4 separate regions of the Homo sapiens genome follow, and all the other regions are linked to region 2. Evidence: chromatin contacts called from ENCODE Hi-C or POLR2A ChIA-PET data. All regions are on one chromosome and are shown on one strand. Each heading gives the region's core, a stretch centred on a gene start or an enhancer-like site at or near the end of the contact. The rest is flanking DNA. Distances are from core to core; before and after follow the strand shown.

What was found. A loop is a pair of places that touch in the nucleus more often than their neighbours do. ChIA-PET counts read pairs that join two places held with the same protein, here RNA polymerase II (POLR2A). Pooled maps may share reads with other maps.
Region 1: a map of CD14-positive monocyte shows a loop between it and region 2 (9-fold over the local background). The contact joins the promoter of ANXA5 here to the promoter of BLTP1 in region 2. A Hi-C loop is called at or near these places in 5 of 168 maps with a recorded cell type or tissue (B cell, CD14-positive monocyte, CD4-positive, alpha-beta T cell and 2 more), 16 of 37 single-sample maps with no recorded cell type and 31 of 50 pooled maps.
Region 3: a map of B cell shows a loop between it and region 2 (17-fold over the local background). The contact joins the promoter of BBS7 here to the promoter of BLTP1 in region 2. A Hi-C loop is called at or near these places in 10 of 168 maps with a recorded cell type or tissue (B cell, CD4-positive, alpha-beta T cell, CD4-positive, alpha-beta memory T cell and 5 more), 14 of 37 single-sample maps with no recorded cell type and 28 of 50 pooled maps. POLR2A ChIA-PET finds 5 or more read pairs at or near these places in 3 of 52 experiments (CD4-positive, alpha-beta T cell, WTC11 and activated T-cell).
Region 4: a map of B cell shows a loop between it and region 2 (12-fold over the local background). The contact joins the promoter of EXOSC9 here to the promoter of BLTP1 in region 2. A Hi-C loop is called at or near these places in 7 of 168 maps with a recorded cell type or tissue (B cell, CD8-positive, alpha-beta T cell, Caco-2 and 3 more), 3 of 37 single-sample maps with no recorded cell type and 28 of 50 pooled maps. POLR2A ChIA-PET finds 5 or more read pairs at or near these places in 2 of 52 experiments (common myeloid progenitor, CD34-positive and naive thymus-derived CD4-positive, alpha-beta T cell).

Annotation. Positions count from the first base shown.
Region 1 is chr4:121,694,485-121,700,195 of GRCh38, forward strand. It overlaps ANXA5 (annexin A5), which reads right to left and starts at 2,496. Exons shown (of 13, transcript NM_001154.4): 1 at 2,379-2,496; 2 at 2,097-2,140. The coding sequence starts at 2,105. RefSeq lists a silencer at 2,445-2,864.
Region 2 is chr4:122,149,070-122,154,719 of GRCh38, forward strand. It overlaps BLTP1 (bridge-like lipid transfer protein family member 1), which reads left to right and starts at 3,262. Exons shown (of 88, transcript NM_001384125.1): 1 at 3,262-3,515; 2 at 4,956-5,043. RefSeq lists an enhancer at 2,553-3,354 and silencers at 3,177-3,366, 3,437-3,516.
Region 3 is chr4:121,868,787-121,874,493 of GRCh38, forward strand. BBS7 (Bardet-Biedl syndrome 7) reads right to left here and starts at 1,688. Exons shown (of 19, transcript NM_176824.3): 1 at 1,492-1,688. The coding sequence starts at 1,527. It overlaps BBS7-DT (BBS7 divergent transcript), which reads left to right and starts at 1,865. Exons shown (of 1, transcript NR_186650.1): 1 at 1,865-4,060. TRPC3 (transient receptor potential cation channel subfamily C member 3) reads right to left here. Exons shown (of 12, transcript NM_001130698.2): 12 at 5,695-5,707. RefSeq lists an enhancer at 1,389-1,618.
Region 4 is chr4:121,797,303-121,802,921 of GRCh38, forward strand. EXOSC9 (exosome component 9) reads left to right here and starts at 4,021. Exons shown (of 12, transcript NM_005033.3): 1 at 4,021-4,188; 2 at 4,525-4,619; 3 at 5,372-5,491; 4 at 5,613-5,619. The coding sequence starts at 4,123. RefSeq lists enhancers at 3,210-4,013, 3,822-4,091.

The sequences.
Region 1 (5,711 bases), core at 1,246-3,745, 460 kb before region 2:
AGTGATTCTCCTGCCTCAGCCTCCCGAGTAGCTGGGATTACAGTTGTGCACCACCATGCCCAGCTAATTTTTGTATTTTTAGAAGAGACGAGGTCTCACCATGTTGGTTAGGCTGGTCTCGAACTCCTGACCTCGTGATCCACGTGCCTCAGCCTCCCAAAGTGCTAGGATTACAGGCATGAGCCACCATGCCTGGCCAATACTAAATATTTTAACAAAATGTTTTACTTTCATGATTTCCAAAAATAGTAACAAAACTAGAACAAAATTTAACACTCTGTATCTTTTTTAAAACATTACTTGTAACTTTTATGATTAGTAAAAACTGTAGTTTTGATAGAAAACAGTCTTGGTGTTATATTGTCATAGGGCTCAGGTACATAATTTTATATGCAAACCACCATTCTCCTAGGTTTTCTATACACATGGCCTTTATGATACTAATCATTCTTTGAAATTATTAAAATTAATGTCCACAACTGGAAAATATGTTCGCTTATACTATTTGGGTAAACAGTCTACATAATGAAAAGGAATTGATGGACCCTCAGACATCACTGGGGAACTTACAAGAGATTCAAGAAACTGCTAAATGAGCAAAGATAGAGGGAATTATTATTCGATGCTTGTTAAATCTTCATGTACATCACCACACCAGCATATCAAGATAGGAAAAATATTACTCAGGAAAGTTAATTCCACATAAAAGTATCCTTTCTATGGAGAAGAACTTAAACCAAACTTTCCACTTGAAGTAATATGAGAATTGGTTTACTGTAACATTTAAGTGCAAAAGAGGAGGTAAGAATGGGATCACTGTGTAAGTTTCATAAAGTAATCAACTAATCTTAATCCTCCCATTTTCACTTGGAAAGGACCAAGAAACCTTTTTCAATTTTGATAAGTCAATCTGATAAAAAGTGAACTATAAATAAGAGACAGCATTGTTTTAGCAGTTAAAACACTTGTTTAAAAAAAACTATCTGGACTCTGACAAGCCGGTTAGATTGACAAGATCTGTGAAATCAGTTTTAGAGTTTTTAAGCCCTGGTATCTTATTCACAAAAGACTGTATAACATGGTCAATATTTAAAGACCTTAAACTATCTTCTCTTTCCTACATTTTTGATAAACATTAATAACAGTAAAGAAACCAGGCGCAGTGGGATTACAGTCCTGAGGCCGAGGCGGGAGGATCACTTGAGGCAAGGAGTTTGAGACCAGCCTGGCCAACATGGTGAAACCCCGCCTCTACTAAAAATACAAAATTAGCTGGGCATGGTGGGGCGCCTGTAATCCCAGCTACTTGGAAAGCTGAGACACGAGAATTGCTTGAACCCGGGAGGCAGAGGTTGTAGTGAGCGAGATCACTACGTCACTGGACTCCAGCCTGGGCGACAGAGTGAGACTCCGTCTCAAAAAAAAAGGAAAAAAAAAAAACAGTAAAGAAAGCCTGTAGTAGATTATCAATTTCTGAAACAGTCCCAAGGCAAATTCAATTGAGAACTCGTTCCACGAGTTCATTGCTTAAGAAAAACAGCGCTTGTGTTTAATCTTTTGGATTAAAAAAAAAATCAGAGCCTACGTCCTACAGTTTTAGTAAAACTGGGCTGAGCAACTGGAAAAAGCCAATGCTCAATCACAGTATTAAAATACAGAAAACTTTGCGGAAAAAAAATAAAGGAAGTCGGGGGGCGGGGTGGGGGGGGAATGCGTTCGCCTCACATGACCACGATGAGCTGTTCTTGCTCCGGTTCTAATTTGAGCTACTCTCTGGATTTTGGGGAAGGCCCACTTTTACACATTCACTCATGAAAAGGGAGCGCACACAAATCCGGCCACGTCACCAGCTGTTGCGCGCGAAGGCAGCTTGGCGGCGTCGGTGCTGGTTCCGGAGGGCGCTCAGCGGGAAGAACCGGGACACAGAAACGGGGGCAGGGAAGCAAAGGGGGAACAAGAAAAGTGGAAGCGATGTCCCCAAAGCAGGTTCCCTTTCCTCCTAAACTTTTTGGCTCTCAGACAAATCCTAAAAGTCCCTCGTCGCAGCATACAAAGTTGTGGGTAAATCCAGCGCAGTGGGGGGCGCACGGCCTTACCTGTGCCATGGCGACTACTCAGGTCAGGGGAAGGTGAAGCAGGACTGCAAAAGAGAAGAAACCTCGGGCTTAGCGCGCCATTTGCAACTCGTGCCCTCCCCAAGCGCAGGTCCGCGGGGACCCGGCGGCGCTCAGACAGCCCGGAGGGCCCCGCCACGGGGCCGACCCGCCCTCTCGCAGCTACCGGGACAGCTCTCGGCCGAGCGTCCGCGCGAATCCAGTGCCCCGCGACCACGCTCTCCTCTCCAGAAGGAGCCCCCTCCCCGGGCTGCGACCACTCACCCAGACTGTGGGACCCAAGTGCCCCGAAACCCCGGGAGAGCGGCGGAGAGCCGGGCGACGGTACGCGGGGCGACGCCGAGATGCAGACGCTGAAGGATCCGGCAGCTGCACCTAGACTGATCCAAGCAACGGAAACGCCAGCGGCCCCACCCCGGCCCTGCCCGGCTTGGCCCGTCCCACCCCCGCCAGGGCCCCAACCGCAGGCCGGCCGCGCCAGCCGGGCCCGCCCCTGCCCCGGCCTCAGCGCGCCTGCGTGGGTCGCGGCTCGTCCCAGTTGGTCTCCCGCGGCGCGGACTGTCCCGCTGGTCTCGCGGGCCTGGGTGGGGAGCGGCCGCAGAGCTGCTGGAACCAGGAGGAGGCGCCGCTCCCCCGAGGGCCCCGGAGACCTCTTGTCCTCGCGCCGCGGGAAGGGCCTGGGGAGCTGTCCAGGGCTCGGGGTTTTGGAGGTGCTTGAGCCTCCCTGCCCTCTGTGACCGCAGGAACCGTAGCCTCACTTGGGTGCTCAACATAGTGCGTGGGCGTCTTTTTGGAGGCGAGACAAAATCATCGCAGCTAAGGACAGCGCGCCTTTGTCGATGGGATAGAAAAAACGTGAAAGGAGGGCCGTTTCCCAAGTTGTTTTTGTTTCTGTTTTGTTTTGTTGTTTTGTTGTTGTTTTAATGCCTATTATTGCTTCCTAGATGGCCCTCTCTTAAATGTACAGCCTTCTAGTAGCGTATGTGGGCTATTTGAAAACCTCTGCTTCCAATCAGTTTCTGTTTTCAAAACTAGCCTAGAACTTTAATATGACTTAAATTTGAGCAATGCCTCATATTGGTTCAACATAAAATATATGAGTATATGAGAGAGAGGGGGAGGGAGGGAGAATCTACAGCGTATTGTACTAGCATGGTGCTGTGTTCTGTGAAAGGGCTTTATATGCAAAGCAGCCCCCAAACGCGAAGGAGTCAAGAAACCAAAGAACGAGACAGACAAATCCAGTCTGTAGGTAATAGGGGTGCTATTGGAGGATGTGGTAGACAGAAGCGTGGCCTTGGGCGGCGGCAAGCAGATAAATTTCTGCACTGTTACTCCCCAGACCCTGGCCTTATATACCGTAAGGAAAGAGTATACTGCTCTGTGCAAGACAATTAAAGGCAGCCCTCCGGAACAGGTGAGAATGCCGTATGCTTCATAGCCTACAATGTGGGCAATAGCATCAAGGTTGACATGTTCTTATGCTAAGGACAGTTTAAAAAAAAAATCCTAGGAATCAGGAGGTATTCATGGGACTGGGGTTATTAAAGGTCAACATGGCGGATTAGCATCCGGGATATAATCACTTTTGTCTCCATATGCTGGAAAAGGAAAAGTAGAAGACACAGGGACCTTCTCAGACTTACTGGTGTGGGGAGGGAAGGTGCCAGGGCAGAGGGGGCAAGAGGACAAGTTTGCGACACTAGATGCAGTGTTCTAGACATATGCTAGAATGGGAAGGGCAAAGTGCTTCTCAACGTGGAGGTTAAGGGTAAGAGATGAGGATCTAGTCTTCTTTGAGAATGAGGAAGAATAAATTAAATGGACAGCAAATGTGGTTCTTTGTATAGAACTTCTCATTCGCTTTCACGTGTGAACCACATGCCTATTCCAGCCCTGACAAAGTCACAACAGAGTGGTTGTTCTCTGGGAAAGGAGGCAAAATTGCAAAATTTGTGGAGCTTGCCAACCCCATCACCCCCACCCCACTGGCGGGTTGCCTTTCCTCTGGGAGCCTCCTCTCCACCAGCCCAGCTGTCTACTCAGCCTCAGGCTCTCCCCAAGTCAGCACCTCCCCCGGGTTTTCTTTACAGGTATTAATATATCTGAAGGCAGCCCTTTTCTGAGCATCTGTCTCCGTTGCTCCAGCTTTTCTACTTTCTCTCTGCCCTGCACCAAAAGCAGGACCTGTAGTCTTGCCTAGAGCATTCTTTTTTCTCACCCATATCCACTTGAACTCAGTTTGCTTCTCTCACTTTCTACTCTCACATTAATGGAGTTAAACAGGACCTCAGAGATCCTGTATTTAACAATCATTGATTTTACAGGGACATGAGACTCATCATGGGTTAGTGACTTGCTCTATGTCCTGCAGCTAAATACTGACAAAATCGATGAGTTATTGGACTCAGAGTCTTGAAATACTCCAGGTAGCATTTCTTTCACTTCCAGTAATATCAGTTTATTCAACTCCTACTCTGGACCAGGCACAGATCTAGGTGCTGGGGTAAACACGGCAAGTGAAACAAAGGCCTTGCCCTCATAGGTCATACATTCTGGTGGAGGAAACAAACAATAAACAAGTATCTAATATGTCCTGTGTGATGCGTGGTATAAAGAAAATAAAGGCTAGGGAATGGAAATGAAGGGAACACTTATTTTGCAAAGGTGATATGAAGCCATTTCTGAGAAGCCTTGAACAGAAACCTAAATTGATACAATTTAATTGTATTTGACAACTATACACTGAGCACCTGTGGAAAGGCCATACCTAAGAGTTTGCACCTTAATATTATAGATAAAGCATGTATATGAACACTACAATGAGAGACTATAAATCAGGAAAGAAATGCCTAGAATGCAATCAAAATGCAATTAGTTTCAGAGGAAGGAGCTAATATTTTGTCAGATGGTTGACATAGCATTTGGATTAGGCTTTTGAGAGAGGATATTTTATCAAACTATGAAGGGGAGAAAGGGTGGTCTGGTTAAGTGAACTGCAAAACCAAGAGAAGGAAAGTATCTCTTTGTGTCTGTGTGATTTGAACTGTCTAAAATGGCTGGAGTGGAAGGTACAATATTAGAGTTGAGAGATGTAGAAACTAAAACACAAAGAAGCTCAGCGACTTATTTAGAATAAAGAGAGATTGCCACATAAAGATTCTGCTTTGAATTGTGTATTTAATTGATGGATTTTGAACAACTGATGTTCTTAACTACTGAGTGATATAAATGATAGGCACTCAGGAAATCTCTTTCACTACCTCTTGTCAGCCTAATAACAAACAGAGAGGGAGACTTTCTAAAAGAAAATGATGTTTATTTGGGAATGGGCATTGCAATGGGAATATGTGTGCCATATTAAACTATTTTGCGTATTCAGGGAGGTAAAGGAAGGCAAAGGTTTTTCAAGGAAGAAGGAAGATTACATCATTGTTTTTGAGATAATTATCCTTGGCTACAGTAATCAATAACTAGAGTGGCACCAGTCTAATGTTGTACAGGCAGTTGCTGGGCAGATGTCTCCGCAGAAGTTCTCATTTTCTCTCTCTCTCTCTCTCTCTCTCTCTCTCTCTCTGTGTGTGTGTGTGTGTGTGT
Region 2 (5,650 bases), core at 2,012-4,511:
GTGACAAAGGTCTAATATCCAGCATTTATAAAGAACTTAAACTTACAAGAAAAAAACAAACAACTCCATTAGAAATTGGGCAAAGGACATGAACAGACCCTTCTCAAAAGAAGAAATACATGCGGCCAACAATGATATGAGAAAACTCAACATCATTGATCACTGGAGAAATGCAAAACAAAACCACAAATGCAAATCAAAATCACATCACTCAAAATGGCTATTACTAAAATGTCAAAAAAAAAAAAAAAACAGGTGCTGGTGAGGTTGCAGAGAAAAAGGAACATGTATACACTGTTGGTAGGAGTGTAAATTAGTCCAACTATCGTGGAAGACAGTGTGGCAATTCCTCAAAGACCTAGAGACAGAAAAGCCATTTGACCCAGCAATCCCATTACTGGGTATATACCCAAAGGAATATAAATCATTCTATTATAAAGACACATGCATACGTATCTTCATTTACAGCATTATTCACAATAGCAAAGACATGGAATCTACCTAAACGCCCATTAATGATAGACTGGATAAAGCAAATGTGGTACATATATACCATGTAATACTATACAGCCATAAAAAGAATGAGATCATGTCCTTTGTAGGGACATGGATAGAGCTGGAGGGCGTTATCCTTAGCAAACTAACGCAGGAACAGAAAACCAAACACCACATGTTCTCACTTATAAGTGGGAACTAAATGAAGAGAACTCATGGACAAACAGAAGGGAAAAACACACACTGGTGGCTATGGGAGGGTGAAGGTGGATGAGGGAGAGGATCAAGAAAACTAACTGAGTACTAGGCTTAATACCTGGGTGATGAAATGTTCTGTACAACAAACCCCCATGACACCACAAGTTTACCTATGTGACAAACCTGCACATGCACCCTTGAACTTAAAATAGAAGTTTAAAAAACAATGCTTTTTAGTGGCCAAAATTTCCTGTGTTGTTTTCCTTTTTAAAAAATCACTAGACCACACAAACAAACCTGTACACTATTGTTTATAGTAGCTTTATTTGTAATAGCCTCAAACTGAAAACAACAAAATGTTCCTCAATGGGTGAATGATTAGACTGTGGAACATCCATATATTGGAATACTGCTCAGCAATCAAAAGATCACACTATTGATATAGATGACAATTTGGATACAGTTCAAGTGAATTATGTAGAGTGAAAAAAGCCTGTTCCTAAAGGTTACACACTGTACACTTTCATTTATATAACATCCTCAAAATGATAAAATTACAAAGATGGAAGACAGATTACTGGTTGCCAAGAGTTAGGGTTGTTATATGGGGAGGAGGGGTGGGTGCATCTATAAAGGGGTAGTAAAAGGGAGATCTTTGTGGTGATAAAAGAGGTCTGTATTGTTTGTAGTGATAGTCACATGGAATTACACACGATAAAATGACATAGAGCTACATACAGACATTGTACTAATGTCAGATTCCTGGTTTTCTTACTGTACTATAATTATACAAGATGTAACTATGGGGGAAACTGGGTGAAGAGTACATGAGACCACTCTGAACTATCTTTGCAACTTCCTGTGAATTTATAATTATTTCAAATAAAAAGTAAGATATAAAAAATCACTTGAAGGCTTTCATCATTAGAGAAATTCTTCTTGGATTCAATGGAGACAGTTTCTTTGGCATCCTTACTTTAACGGCATGCTAGAGAAAAATGAAAAATAGGTGGGAGACTGGAGAAGGCAGTAAGCCTTGCCATGCAAATTTAGTGAGCCATATGAAATGTCAAAGAGCATAATTATTTTCACAAGACTAAAGGCCTTTAGAATAGAGGCTTCTAAAATAAATAATTCATTTATACAATGTCGCCTAATGCATAGCTGTAGTTACAGGGTGACTCTTGATCACAGGGATGGAAAGGAAGTAGAGGCAGAAACTTCCAGATTCCCACAGTCCCCTCACACGGTTACAGAAAGGCCATAGTGAACTTCCTTCTCTCCTCTCCCCTCTGCTACAGTGCAACTTAGTTTCAGTTTAGTTTTTGATTTGGGGAACTTGAACCATCTCTAGGTAATTTCTAGTCCAGAGAACTTGTACTTGCACAATGTCCTTCTTGGGCAAAATCCGAAGTTTGGCTGTAGCAAATTTGAATCCTTGTGGTGGTTCCCTTATTACAAAACAAAGATTGACTAGAAATCTTCCAGATGTTGAAAAAGACAACTGAAATTAATTTCTTTGTAGAGGGGCAGAAATAAACTCTAAAGAGTTAATTGACATAAGGCCAGTACCAGTGTCCAGGTAGCAGAAGGAAGTAACTAAGACAGTGCATGCTTTTCTCCTTTTGGTTTTCATCCAGTCCTTCCATAAACCACTTCTGTCTGGGCCTCTATTTCCTTATATGCAATAACAGTTAATTGTTGTACCTCGTGTGTTTTCTGGCATTATCTTAAATTTGGTTTCATATCTGTTCCTTTTGAGGTGAGAGTGGAACAGCCATGTGGAAATATTAAGGTTGTAGTAAGTACCTCAGCTCCGGAAAGAAGTCAGAACTAGAGATTTAGACATTTGGAACTTCAGAGGCAGTATACAGTAATACTTTGGAGCCACATTTCTTGGGTCCAAACCCTGGTTCTCTAGCAAGTTATTTAACCTCTCAGTGTCTTAGTTTTTCAATTTGTGAAATGGAGATAAACGGGGATGAGAATAGCCTCACAGGATTTTGGAAGGATTAGTCAATAAGCCCTGCTAAACACTGTTTACTATTGCTAGTATATAGCGCAGACAAATAAATATCTGCGACATTCCTCTAATTCCAAGAAGTCGTTTGCCTTGGTTCACCCGCTAAATAATATTAAGAGCCTTTCTCTTTAAAAAGAGGAGCAGCAAATTACTTTTCATTAATATCATCAGCATAATAATAGACTTAGTTGAGAGATTCAGCGTGGCAGCACTTCACACAATCGAGCTCTCTTATTGATCATGTCATAACAGCATCTCTATTTCTTAAGGACTCATTTCACGTCATACACCCATCCGATGCTCCTTTTTCGTTAGCCTCCGTCTCCTAAGTGGGCTTATCTGTCTCCTGCTATCAGGAAGGCACTAACTTTTCCTTTGGGTTGTTAGGGTAGCAAAGTGATTTTCAAATTCAGGGTTCTGGCTCCTTCTGCAGCCCAGAGAGGAGGAAACAGGGCGGGACGCCGCCGGATTCCTGGGCAGGGCTTGAGTGGCGCACCTCGAGGCGCCGGCGACGCTGGCGTGTGACGTTGCTGCCTGACGCAGGCGCAGTGCCGCCCGGCCTCGGTTGGGACCCCTCCCCTCCTCCTCCGCCCCCTTGGGTGTCGGTGGCTGCGGCCAGGGTCTGGACCTGGGCGGCGGCCCCGGGCGGCGGGGCTAAAGGGTGTGGGCACCGGCAGAGCTTCGCAGGCTGCATCCGGCTCGGTGCTGCTGCCGTCGCCGCCCCTGCCGCCGCCCAAGGCCCTCGGCGTTCCCCGGAGAGAGGCCAGAGGGATTTCGGGCTGCCTCGGCACTCGCCCAGGTGAGGGGATGGGCCGGGCCAGACGGGGTTGAGGTCGTCAGCCCCTTTTTCCAGTGTCTCTGGAACTCAACCTGGTCGGAGTCTGAGAGCTTTGGCTTAGTAGTGGCTGCCTGCGGCGGCGACTCCTTCATATTCCTTTGCCATCCTTACCTACAGCCCTGGCACCTATAAACCGAGGGTTGGAGGTCAGTGGCAAAGTCTGGAAGGGCCATGGCAGTCGGATGGCTGGGGACTTTGATACAGGAGCAGTTCCTGCGGGTGATGGTAAGGCGCTCCACTTGCTGGTGTGTGGACTCGGCAGGAAGGACCGTGCACCCGCAGGCTCGGACTGCAGCCTTGCCAGCTGCACTGGGTTGTAGTAGACCCCATGCTGCTTAATATAGGGTCGGTTGACCGAGGGCGGGGAAGCCTTGGAACAACCCCCGCTTTCTTCTCTGGGATTGATGTGTTTTGTATTCTGAATTGGTGCTTGCTGCACTGCACTCTAGAAGACTACGTTTCAGCAGAATTTCCTATTGGTCAAAGGAAGGTGAAGAGAAGTTGATTTTTCTTCCGGAGAGTATTAGTTGTTGTCGTTTTTTTTTTTTTTTTTTTTACCTTCCTGTTGGCCTTAGTGTTGACGTTTGTTAAAGGTAAAAGTTCATGTGAATTTCCTTTTTAAGGAAATCATGGGCTTTATAACTGTCTAAGCGCCTGTAAGTTTCAACCGGTTTAGTGGTTTCTGCTTTCACCCTGTGCATAGCAATGAAGTTGTTTTATTCCAAGTTAAATATACAAAGTATAAAAATAGATGAATAACCAGAATACTTTGTAACTATTGAGTGGTACATATAATTATGTGCATATATTATCACATTTAATCATCAAAACAATCCTATAATGTAAAGTCTACTATTCCCATTTTCTAGATGAAAGAACAGAATAGACCTACAAAGTAACATGTTCAAAGTCAGAGCTGTGACTGAAACCAGGTAATCTGACTCGTTTGCAGTCCCTTAGTCAGTATGCCATACCAACTCCCAAGCACCCTGTGATTTTGCAAGATTTTCATTTGATAAAAAGTATGCCAGGAAGGACATTATGGCACTGTTCTTGCCGGCAAGGACCCAACAGTTTGAGAGAAACTTTCTCAATGTGCATTTTGAGTTATGTTTTAAACATAGGATTTGATCTCTAGGACCTTTGATTACCAAACTCATGCTCTTAAGTACAGTGGTTTTGGAGTCTTTGGAAGGCTTCAGTTTGGAAGTTGTAGTTTTATTTTATACTTAGGAGTATTTGTTGTTTGGAAACTTTAAACAAGGAAACGTAATATTGGACTAAAAGAGTTTCGTCCTGTTTGTGCATGATTAAGTAACGAAATCATATAATCAGAAATGGTTATGCTGCTCGTAAAGCCAGAATACCTTGTATAATTAGTTAAAATGCCATACTTTTCAGGTTTGTTAAGATGAAACACTGCAGAAAGGCTATCTGAAGAAAAGTAGAAGGAAAAACAGAACGTTGCAAACTCTGGAAAAAAACTTGGGTAAGTATTTTTGGCTAAGTTTTAAAAAGGTCAAATTTTCGGTTAAAGACTTTTTTTTTTTTTTTTTTTTTTTTTTTTTTTGAGACGGAGTCTCGCTCTGTTGCCCAGGCTGGAGTGCAGTGGTGCGATCTTGGCTCACTGCAAGCTCCACCTCCCGGGTTCACGCCATTCTCCTGCCTCAGCCTCCCAAGTAGCTGGGTCTTCTGACTTTCTGCTTCAGTTGTGGTTTAATCTGCCTATATTGCTAGGGAATGGGGGTGGGGTGGTGGTGATATGTAATGTAACCTGTTAGTCATTTTACTTGACTTTTGAGCTATTGATACCTGATTGACAAATTAAGTCATGTGCTTAGCCTGTGCATTGGCAGGAGAAAGCAGGGAAATCCTTTGCTTAACAGGTGTCAAAATTCTGTTCTCTCTTTTGCTTGCTCTTTAATCTACCTATGTTTGTAAAGTGTTTTAAGAAGAAATTGAGAAAATGGCCGGGCGCGGTGGCTCACGCCTGTAATCCCAGCACTTTGGGAGGCCGAGGCGGGCGGATCACAAGGTCAGGAGATCGAGACCATCCTGGCTAACATGGTGAAACCCCGTGTCTACTAAAAATACAA
Region 3 (5,707 bases), core at 438-2,937, 280 kb before region 2:
ACAAAAAAATACAGAGGATGAAAGCAGCAGGGAACTGTCACTGCTGGTGTATAGTTAGGAGAAGAGGATGGGACCAATGGGAGAGGAATTGGTGAAAACAACACATCATGATAAAACGTTCATATAGTATAAATGACTTTATTCTGCATTCCAGAAAATTGTATTAAAGTCATCTGCTTAGATTTGTATTTCTGAAACATCAATCTAGCAAGTGATGTGAAGGATGGCTTGGAGGGAGATGAAGCTGGAGTTCAGGAGCCCAATTTGGAGGTTATTTCAATTATTCAAGCAAGAGAAGATGAGAACCCAAATGAGGGTAATAGAGATGGAAGATATGGGACAGATTCAAGAGATATTTGGGAGTTAAAAGCAGTAAGATGTGGTGACCAGTTGGATATGGAAGTACATAGCATAAACCCCTAGAAAATTGACTGGGCAAACATTTGTACCATTAACTAAAATGAGGTGGCCTAAAAATATGATGAGGAATTGGGGTAGAGAGAATTTTAGGTCTGAAAGAAATTCTGAAAGGCAGTGTAGTGTAACAAAAATACACCAGTTCTGGAGTCCGAGACTTTGATTCAAATAGCCACTCCCTAATTTTTAGCTATTAAGCAAATTACTTGCCTTCTCTAACCCCTTAGATCCTCATTTATAATATTGTCTACTTTGCAAATTCTTATGAGGATTAAATATGTTGGTAGGTATGCTAAATTCTTAGAATAAGCTAGATGCACATTAAACTGTTGTCATTGCTTTTTTTCCCCCTTTCGAGACAGTCTCGCTCTGTCGCCCCAGCTGGAGTGCAGTGGCATGATGTCAGCTCACTGCAGCCTCCGCCTCCCGAGTTCAAGCGATTCTCCTGCCTTAACCTCCCGAGTACCTGGGATTACAGGCGCCCGCCACCACACCGGGCTAATTTTTGTACTTTTTGTAGAGAAGAGGTTTAACCATGTAGGCTAGGCTGGTCTCGAACTGCTGACCTTAGGTGATCCGCCCGCCTCGGCCTCCCAAAGTGCTGGGATAACAGGCGTGAGCCACTGCCCCCGGCCCGGTTTTCATTGCTTTTACCATGATCTGCCTGGTGCGGTACAGCTCACAGTAAGAAACAAGTGCCTGGTGCTCCGCAAAAGGGTCCGGGTAGAGATGGAGATTGAGGATTAGAGGCCCTCAGGCAGCCACGGCTAGGGAGGAGGAGAAGGGCCCTGGGGGGAATCCGGGATGAGACAGTGTCACATTTTCAGAGCATCCTCAGGACCCGGCAGAAGCCAGTACCGTGGGGGCTTGTGCCGCTTTTCCCCGGTCCCCTCGGACCGTCACAGACGAAAGGGAGCTGCCCAAAGGCGGGGTGCTGAGAGGTCGGCACCCAGCCCGGCTCCTTCGCCTCCGCACCAGCTCCTGGCGACCGAGACTTTCGTCAGTGGAAGGAAGGAATCCTCTCCGGGTGCTGGGCTTGCCCAGCGCGGCGCCCGCCCTATCCCTTGGGTTTACCTGCAGATAATCCATTCGGTTTAAAATCAGATCCATGATGACTACGCGGAGGGGCTAAGCAGCGCCGGACAAGAACAGGAGGGACAGAGGCTTCGGGCCCGCAGGCCTCCGACCCAGTCAGAAGGCTGCCCGCGCCCCTCAAAAGCCAGCCCCAGCTACCGCGCCTAGGTCCTGGGCTGCACAGGCGGGGCGACAGGGCAGTGGCGTCCTGCGTGACGTCAGTACGCTGCTGCGAGGGGCTCCTGGAAGAAGATGAAGGCCCGCCCCTTTCCCGAAGCACCGCCCACTGACAGCGTGTTCCAATCAGAGGCGGAGAGGAACAAAAGAGGCGAGGTCCGGGAGACCCATACAGGGCGGTTTCCACAGAGACCCCAGACGCAGTCTTGGCTCCACCCTCACCGCGGCCCAGGGCTAATACTGGACTTCTTTCCTTATCGCTGTAGAAAAAACTAGATAAGCCTGCTAGATTCTGACCGATTTCACTCTGACATTGGAAAGGGTCCTACAAAGAATTAGGTTCCACCGTTATAGGTGCTAGCTTACAGCAGCGGTTCTTAGACTTTTGGCCTTAGGACTTATTTACAAGACTCTTAAAAACCGTTGAGGAGCACAAAGACCATTTGCTTTTTGTGGGTTTTCTCTCATTTTTAATGTTTTTTTTATTTCAATAGTTTTGGGTGTACAGGCGGGTTTTGGTTACATGGATGAGCTCTTGAGTGGCGAATTCCGAGATTTTAGTGTACCCGTCACCCACCAGTGTACACTGTACCCAATATGTAGTATTTTATCCCTCACCCCGCTCCCAATCTCCTCCCTACCTGGAGTTCCCAGAATCCATTATATCGCTCTGTATGTCTTTGCATCCTCATAACTGAACATGCAGTATTTGGTTTTCTATTCCTAAGTTACTTCACTTAGAATAATGGCCTCCAGTTCCATCCAAGTTGCTGCCAAAAGATATTATTTCGTTCCTTTTTATGGCTGAGTAGTATTCAATGGTGTATATATACTACATTTTCTTTATCCACTCGTTAGTCAATGGGCACTTAGGTTGGCCCCATATCTTTGCAATTGCGACTTATGCTGCTATAAACATGCGTGTATATGTGTCTTTTTCCTTTGGGTAGATACCCAGTAGTGGGATTGCTGGATTGAATGGTAGCTCCACCTTTATTTATTTATTTAAGGAAACTTTATACTGTTTTCCATAGTGGTGGTATTAATTTACATCCCCCAAGCAGTGCAAAAGTGTTCCCTTTTCACCATATCGACACCAACGTATATTTTCTAAATTTTATTTTTTATGTTTATTTTTTTTTTTTTGAGACAGAGTCTTGCTCTTGTCCCCCAGTCTGGAGTGCAATGGCACTATCTCGGCTCACTGCAACCTCCGGCTCCCGGGTTCAAGTGATTCTCCTGCCTCAGCCTCCCGAGTAGCTGGGATTACAGGTGCCCGCCACCACGCCTGGCTGATTTTTGTATTTTTAGTAGAAACAGGGTTTTGCCATGTTGGCCAGGCTGGTCTCGAACTCCTGACCTCGTGATCCGCCTGCCTCATGGCCATTATTGCAGGAGTAAGGTGGTATCTCACTGTGGTTTTAATTTGCATTTCCCTGGTGATTTAGTGATGTTGAGCATCTTTTCATGTTTGTTGGCTATTTGTATATCTTCTTTTGAAAAATGTCCTTTGCCCACTTTTTGATGGGATTGTTTTTTTCTAGCTGATTTGTTTGAGTTCCTTGTAGATTCTAGGTACAAGTCCTTTATCAGATGCACAGTTTGAAAATATTTTCTTTTACTCTATGGGCTGTTTACTGATTATTTCTTTTGCTGTGCAGAAGCTTTTTAGTTTATTTAGGTCCCATTTATTTATTTTTGTTTTTGTTGCATTTGGCTAATGTCCAAAAGAGTTTTTCCAATGTTATCTTCTAAAATTTTTGTGGTTTCAGGTCTTAGATTTAAGTCTTTGATTCATCTTGAGTTGATTTTTGTATAAGGTGAGAGATGGGAATCCAGTTTCATTCTTCTACCTGTGGCTAAACTAGTTTTCCCAGCACCATTTATTGAATAGGGCGCCCTTTTCCCAATTTATGTTTTTGTATGCTTTGTTGAAGATCAGTTGACTGTAAGTACTTGGCTTTATTTCTGGGTTCTCTATTCTGTTCCATTGGTCTATGTGTCTTTATTTATTTATTTATTTATTTTACCTGTACCATGCTGTTTTGGTAACTTGCCTTGCAGTATAATTTGAAGTGTGGTAACGTGATGCCTCCAGATTTGTTCTTTTTGCTTATTATTGCTTTGGCTATTCAGGCTGTCTTTTGGTTCCATATGAATTTTAGAATTTTTTTTTTAGTTCTGTGAAAAGTAGTAATGATATTTTGATGGGAATTGCACTGAATCTGTAGATTGCTTTGGAAAGTATAAAGACCATTTGTTTATATGAGTTACCTATTGATTTTTACCATATTAGACATTAGAACTGAAAACAATTAGTGTTTTTTAAAAACCTATGACAAATATCTTAATGAAAAAAATATTTTCCAAAATAAAAAAATAAAATAACTGGTACTGTGCGCAAATCTATTTTCTGTCCATTTTAATAGTAGACAGGAGGAGCTTCAAATCTGCTACTGCATTCAATCTATTGTTATATGTTGTTTTTGTTCATGTATATGAAGAAAATTTGGTCCAAACTCAACAAGTAGTAGTTTTTTGAAAGGTTAGTTGCAATGTGAAATGTGACTTTGTTACACAACATCAAAAAATTCCATCTGTTAGTATCACCATGGATCTCATCAGTAAAGTCCCGAGTATGGGAGATCTGTCAAACTTAGATGGTGAATACATATTTTCCAAAATTCAAATTTGTGCTTGAAAGTTTGAAATTTACACATTGGCAAGAAATGTCGATTGTTTTCCTTGAACTGATAGGTTCCCTTCTTGAATTCACAAGAAAGTAAATGCCAGATATCTAAGTCTGAATAATCATAATTTGTGAGTAATTCCTTCAAATAAAAAGTGTCCCATGAAAAAAGCAGGAAGTTCAGCTAGCAGCTCAATCCCACAAGTGCTTTTCCTTGAGACAACTAATGTATTTCAGTATTCAGTAGAAGGATTTTATACATACTTCTTATGTCCTCACATAGAACATTTAAAAAGACATATTCAAGAGTTAAGATGTAATAAATGAGGGCTGAATCAGAAGAAAGAAAAAAGAAAAAAAGATAATATTAACAATGTTGCTGCTTCGTTAAGAACATTTTTATATGAAATGGTTTTTGTTTCCTATCAGTGCATGTTATATAGAATATGGTGTCTACTAGTACAGTTTGGAGCCACTATTTTGATTTATGCTTAAGCACTAGCAGTATTAACCACCATTGTTTCGGTACCATCAGTGCAAATGTCAGCAGAGTGAAATGGCAAATCACAACTTAGTGTTATGAAAATAGTTTCAAAATTGCAGACAGCTGTGAAAAGGCCTCAGGAACCACCCCTGCCCCTCGGGGCCCCACAGACTACTACTGACCCATAGTGACCCAGGATTTAAGAGCTGACATTCTTTGACTCACTTTCATCGGTCCTTCCTTAATGTGCATAGAGCTCTGCCTGGGGAAATACAGATAAGTTCAGATACAGCTACTTTCCTGATTCTTGTGGTTTTTCTTTTTCTTTCTTTCTTTTTTTTTTTTTTTGTAGAGATGGAGTTTTGCCATGTTGCCCAGGCTGGTATTGAACTCCTGGGCTCGAGTGGTCCGCCCACCTCAGCCTCCCAAAGTTCTGGGATTACAGACATGAGCCACTGTGGTTTTCCAGGAAAGAGTTCACAAATAATTGTGAAACAAAAAGAATTAAATCCCTGAGAAGAGGTGCTTCTTAAGAAGAGAAGTTATTTACTGCAGCAATATCTGAAAAAGTTTTCCCTGTGTTCCAGACAATTATATCTCTGAGGCTAAAATAATCCCACATTAAAATAGACAATACATGTAGATGGGTTAGCTGTTCAGCAATTTGGGGGAAATATATATCAATTTAGATTCAAGAAAAAAATACAAATAAATTTTAGAAGTCAACTGAAAAATAAAGCCATAGAAAAGACAGAAGAAAATAGAATTGTATAGCATTTTACAGAATTTTGGAGGTTGGAGGATATAGTATTAGTTTGCTAGGGCTGCCATAGCAAAGTAGTACACACTGGGAGGCTTTTCAACAA
Region 4 (5,619 bases), core at 2,771-5,270, 350 kb before region 2:
GATCCACTCGCCTCAGCCTCCCAAAGTGCTAGGATTACAGGCGTGAGCCACCGCGCCAGGCCTGCACTATATTTGACATATTCAGTTGTCAATACATAAAATCTTTTCAACATATTAACTGATAAGTGGTTTCCCGTTTGAATCTTGAAAAAAAACAAAACAAATGTCTTTGTTAAAATGTAGTTGAAAGTCAAAATTCCCTTAAATAAAAAAATTAGCTAAGTATGGCCAAACAATAAAAAGAAAACATAACACCTTTTTACTTTTTACTTTTTCTGATAATAAAAGCTATTCACATGCCTTACAGAAGATTTGGAAAGTTCATAAAGAAAAAATAGCAAAATGAAATAAAAACCTTTTCCCAAAATCCTATCACTCAGAGATAACCATTTTTAATATTTCATATTATACCCTTCCAGGATAACTTTTGGTACACCAAATTCTATACAGACAAATTGTACAGCAGATATATGGTAAATAAAATGGTAAGCTTTCATTTGTTCACTCATCCACCCATTTTTTTCTTTTTTTTGAGATGGAGTCTCACTCTGTCATCCAGGCTGGAGTGCAGTGGCACAATCTCAGCTCACTGCAACCTCTGCCTCCCAGGTTCAAGTGATTCTCCAGCCTCAGCCTCCCGAGTAGCTGGGATTACAGGTGTGGGCCACCATGCCTGGCTAATTTTTGTATTTTTAGTAGAGACAGGGTTTCACCATGTTGGTCAGGCTGGTCTCGAACTCCTGAACTCAAGTGATCTGCCCACCTTGACCTCCCAAAGTACTGAGATTACAGGCATGAGCCACTGTGCCCAGCCTTTTTTTATTTTTGAGATGGATTCTTGCTCTATTGTTCAGGCTGGAGTGCAGTGGTACAATCTCAGTTCACTGCAACCTCCATCTTTTGGGTTCAAGCGATTCTCCAGCCTCAGCCTCCTGAGTAGCTGCGATTACAGGTGTGTGCCACCATGCCCAGCTAATTTTTGTATTTTTAGTGGAGACGGGGGTTTCACCATGTTGGCCAGGCTGGTCTCAAACTCCTGACCTCAAGTGATCTGGCTGCTTTGGCCTCCTAAAGTGCTGGGATTACAGGCGTGAGCCACCGCACCTGGCCTCCACCCATTAATTCTTTCACCAGATGTGCTAAGTAGGCCATTCATCCTTTGATTCACAAGGTACACTACCAGTCTCAGTGGGTGCTACAAAGGTGAAGAAGACATAGACTTTATACTCTAGTAGAAATGTACTAGAATTCCTTCGGACACACTTTTACAAAGACCAACTCAAATGTATTGGCTCACTAGAATCGCATGGGGTCAGGAAAGGGCATTTCTCCAAGAAATAGAAGGCTGCTGGTCAGACAAAGCAACTGATGTTCAATAAAGAGAATGCACACTCAAATAGTTTGTTGAGAACTAGGTTATTTTTAGACAGATCATCCAGATTAATATGCTGATTCCAACTGATTCTTCTTTTAAGAACAGAAGGTGAGGCCAGGTGCGGTGGCTCACTCCTGTAATCCCAGCACTTTGGGAGGCCAAGGTGGGCGAATCACCTGAAATCAGGAGTTTGAAACCAGCCGGACCAACATGGTGAAACCCCATCTCTACTAAAAATACAAAAATTAGCCAGGCGTTGTGGTGCATGCCTGTAGTCCCAGCTACTTGGGAGGCTGAGGCAGGAGAATTACTTTAACCTGGGAGGTGGAGGTTGCAGTGAGCCAAGATCATGCCACTGCACTCCAGCCTGGGTGACAGAGTGAGACTCTCTCAAAAAAGAAAAAAAAAATAATAGAATGTATCACATTACCTGACACATTATCTGAACCTCTTCTTAACCTTCCAAACTTATTTTTCCCTGAAATCATGAAACAAATTTTCCTTTGGCATTCAAAAATTTCTTATAAACACAAGGTTGTAAAGTACATATATTTTAGGATGGTATGTAGATGTAAGTGGAGATGGGTCATACACCTTTGGATTAACTCGAAAATAAAAAGACAAAAGCAAGAGTGTTTAAATTAGAATATAAAAGTGAAAGTAGAAAAGAACAGTGGAAATTCAACAAAAGTGGAAGGAAAGCAAAGTAATCAAGCAGCAGTTTCAGAAAAGCAATCTGTCATGCTGAGTTTGGGCAGTTTCATGGGAAGCCTTTGCCAACCCAACAAGAAAGGAGGAAACTAACATTTGAATAGCTATCATGTCCAAAATGTTTCATCAGATGCTTTCATTCAGACCACTTAACACAGAATAATTGTTATTTCCAATCTGAAGATACAGAACCCCCAAATCAGAAAGAATATTTAGCTCACTCCAAGTTCATTTGAGCTGAACTTTATCTGAAGCCAAAGTCCATTCTCTTTCCATTACCAAGCTGCCTTGCAGTAAATAACAGGCTATTTCAACAAAGGTCTATTTCATCGCTGAAGGGAAAAATTACCAAATGGCCACTGAAAGAACTCAAGGATTTAAATGAAGAACTTATCAACCAGGAGTTCTGGTATGAAACTGTACTATAAAAATGAATTCATGTTGCTAAAGAACTTAAGTGGTTAGTACCCTGTAATCCCCTTGCCGATTTTGAAAATTAATCATTTCTGTCCACTTTCCTCCTTCTTCACAATTTCTCTCTCCAGACCATGTGGAGCTCATCTCATCTCAGTTTTTGCATATGTTACTCTTTCTGCTTGAAACACTTTTCCTCTCCAGATGGCATCAAGGGTGCTCCTGCTCAACACCAAAGATTTACTTTACTTTAATGTCACCGCTACAAAGTCACCTGTTCCTGCAACTACCCCTATTAAGATAGCATTCCTATTCTCAGAGAGCACTTAACACTGTATGAAATTGTTCTATTTGTTTAGGGTTTTTTGCCTTTTCCAAAAAGAATATAAATTCCTTGAAAGGATCTTGTCTACCCTGTTTCTCCAGCACTTAAATTATTCTTGGACAGAGTAGGCCCTCTTCAAGTATTTATTGAGTACATGGATTGCAAGTGGTACAAAGTGAGACTAAAATGTATCACTGGTAGAAAAAACTTGTGAGAAGCTACCAAAGAAGCCAGAGAAAGACTGCGTAGGAGTTACAGTGCCTACCACCTCTAAAGCAAAAGGAAACAAAATAATAATATGCAAACACTTAAATAGTGCTTATTCCATGCCAGGCACTGTTCTAAACATTTTATGTATATATTAACTCATTTTTATTCCTCAGAATAAATAGGTTTCTCACTTCCCCTGCTTTGTTTTTGTTTTTGTTTTTTTTTTGCCGGTGAGTAATGTGAAGCACACAGGTTAACTTGCCCAGGGTTATAGTAGTTAATGATAGCCTTAAAATTTGAACCCTGGCAGTGAACACTTTTTAAAACTACTATTTGATACTGCCTCTCCAAAAAAGCTGAGTGGTTGGCAGCATGGCCCCGCTAAGGCTTCTCTGTGACCGTAAAAAAAAGTCTATCGACTTAAAATAACTGGAGAGGGGATAAGAAATAAACGGTGCATTTACTTTCAGTCCACAGTAGTAGTAACATCGTTAGTTACTACGTGCGAACATTCTCCATTCTCATCAACTTCTCAGATCCCACAAGATTTCACCTTTGGCCACAAAAACATCCCATTTCACCAATTTATCTTTCTCCCCCAACCCTTATGCCGCCTCATTCCAGTGTTTGTTCATTTAATCTGCTCCAAATCCTGCATCTGCGGCTTTCCAGGGACCAATGTCAACTCATCTGTGAAATTGCAGAAGTACATGTCTAGTCTCCACCCCGTGAGAGGACTGAGCAAAGGGTGAAGTGTGCGAGCGGTCTACTGATAATAATTTCTATCACTCTCATGGTTATTTTAAGTATCCTTTTCTCCTCTGCACTTTATGAGAAAAGAAACGGAACTTCACGTTCAGAAACGGCCTCCCAAAGCCGCAATGGCTTCTCGCAGCTCGCTGGCCTTCCCCAATCACGCTTTGAGTCTGCGCAGTAGCTGCAGCCCAAGCCATTTCCCATTTTTCCGCCGCCGCGCCTTGATGACGTAATTTTCCTGCGCCTCGGGGCGAGCAGCGGCGCGCAAGGAAAGATCGGGTTCCGTTTTTCCCGCGGATTCTGGTGCCTGTGGGGCCGGTGACCCAACACCATGAAGGAAACGCCACTCTCAAACTGCGAACGCCGCTTCCTACTCCGTGCCATCGAAGAGAAGAAGGTATGGTTTGGTGCCCGCAGAATTGCGCGCTGCGTGGGCGCTCGGGTCTCAAGGTGTGGACTGATACCTGGCCCGCCTGGGCCCGGGGAGCTACTAGGGGAACGACCGGCACGTTCACCCCATCCCTCAGGCTTTATTTATTTTTTTTCGACAGGTTCTTTTCAAGGCTCCAGTCACCGCAGCAGTTGTCCATGCTGTAGTTTCCACTTTCCTGTATGGGCGGGCTGGTTAGGATTCCACTTTCCCCCAAGTGCTTAGCCCAGGGCCAGACAAAAAGTAGTTGCTTAAGAAATACTTGTTGAAGGAATAAATTAATGAATGAATTTGTGCTTACAGCGGCTGGATGGCAGACAAACCTATGATTATAGGAACATCAGGATCTCATTTGGAACAGATTACGGATGCTGCATTGTGGAACTTGGAAAAACAAGGTAACAGGATTTAAATGAGATACACATTCGGAAGGGAGAAGTTTGAAAAAAGACCTTATTGACTTGGTTGTTTATAAAGCAGCTAAGAAGTCTGGACAGTATTCTTTGTTTAGCTGACAAAAATAAGTATTTTTTTATGCGAGATTTTTTGCTTTTGTGGTCACACTTGAACTTTTTAATCATAAACGTATTTTCTGTCACGTATCACATAGTTCTTTTCTGACTTCTATAAATCGTATAGACAACTAGTAGTGATCATATGGAATTTGTTTCTCACACTAATATAGAGATCTTGAGCATCTTGTCATTAAGTGTACATCCTGCTTTCTTTTTCCTGAGTGACATGAAAATTAGGTTTTCAGATATTCATTTGAAAGTTGTGAGGCTATTTGGTCACATAATGGTGGTGAACTATGCCATGTGAAAACCTTTAAGAAATCTCAGGTTTTCATGCCATCTTGTATCAATAAATACTTGCTTTAGAGGTAAAGGTCACTGATTTTTAAAACAATCTGTGGAATAGTAAACATTGTAATAAGAAGAGAGGTGTTTTTTCTGTCGTGTTTTTAGTTGTACCAATTTATGTTTTATTTCTGTGTATATTATACTTTACATATAATTTTTATCTCCTATGATTTATTTGGCTGAGTATGATATTACTCACATTAAGATTGAAACTTGTTATCTGTTTCAGTTTTTTGTTTTGGAAGGAGAGTCTATTTGGTTAATACTTTGTAACTTTATCTTTGCAGAGTTCTTGGACAGGTTTCCTGTGAACTTGTGTCTCCAAAACTCAATCGGGCAACAGAAGGTATTCTTTTTTTTAACCTTGAACTCTCTCAGATGGCCGCTCCAGCTTTCGAACCTGGCAGGTATTTAAATCTTTTTCTTAAGTTGCTTTAGTCATAGGAGAACCTAACAGCAGTGAGCTTTTGTTTTAATACCTGGTGTTATATTTCATGACATTAGCCCATTCCTATTTTCTCCTTATAGGCAGTCA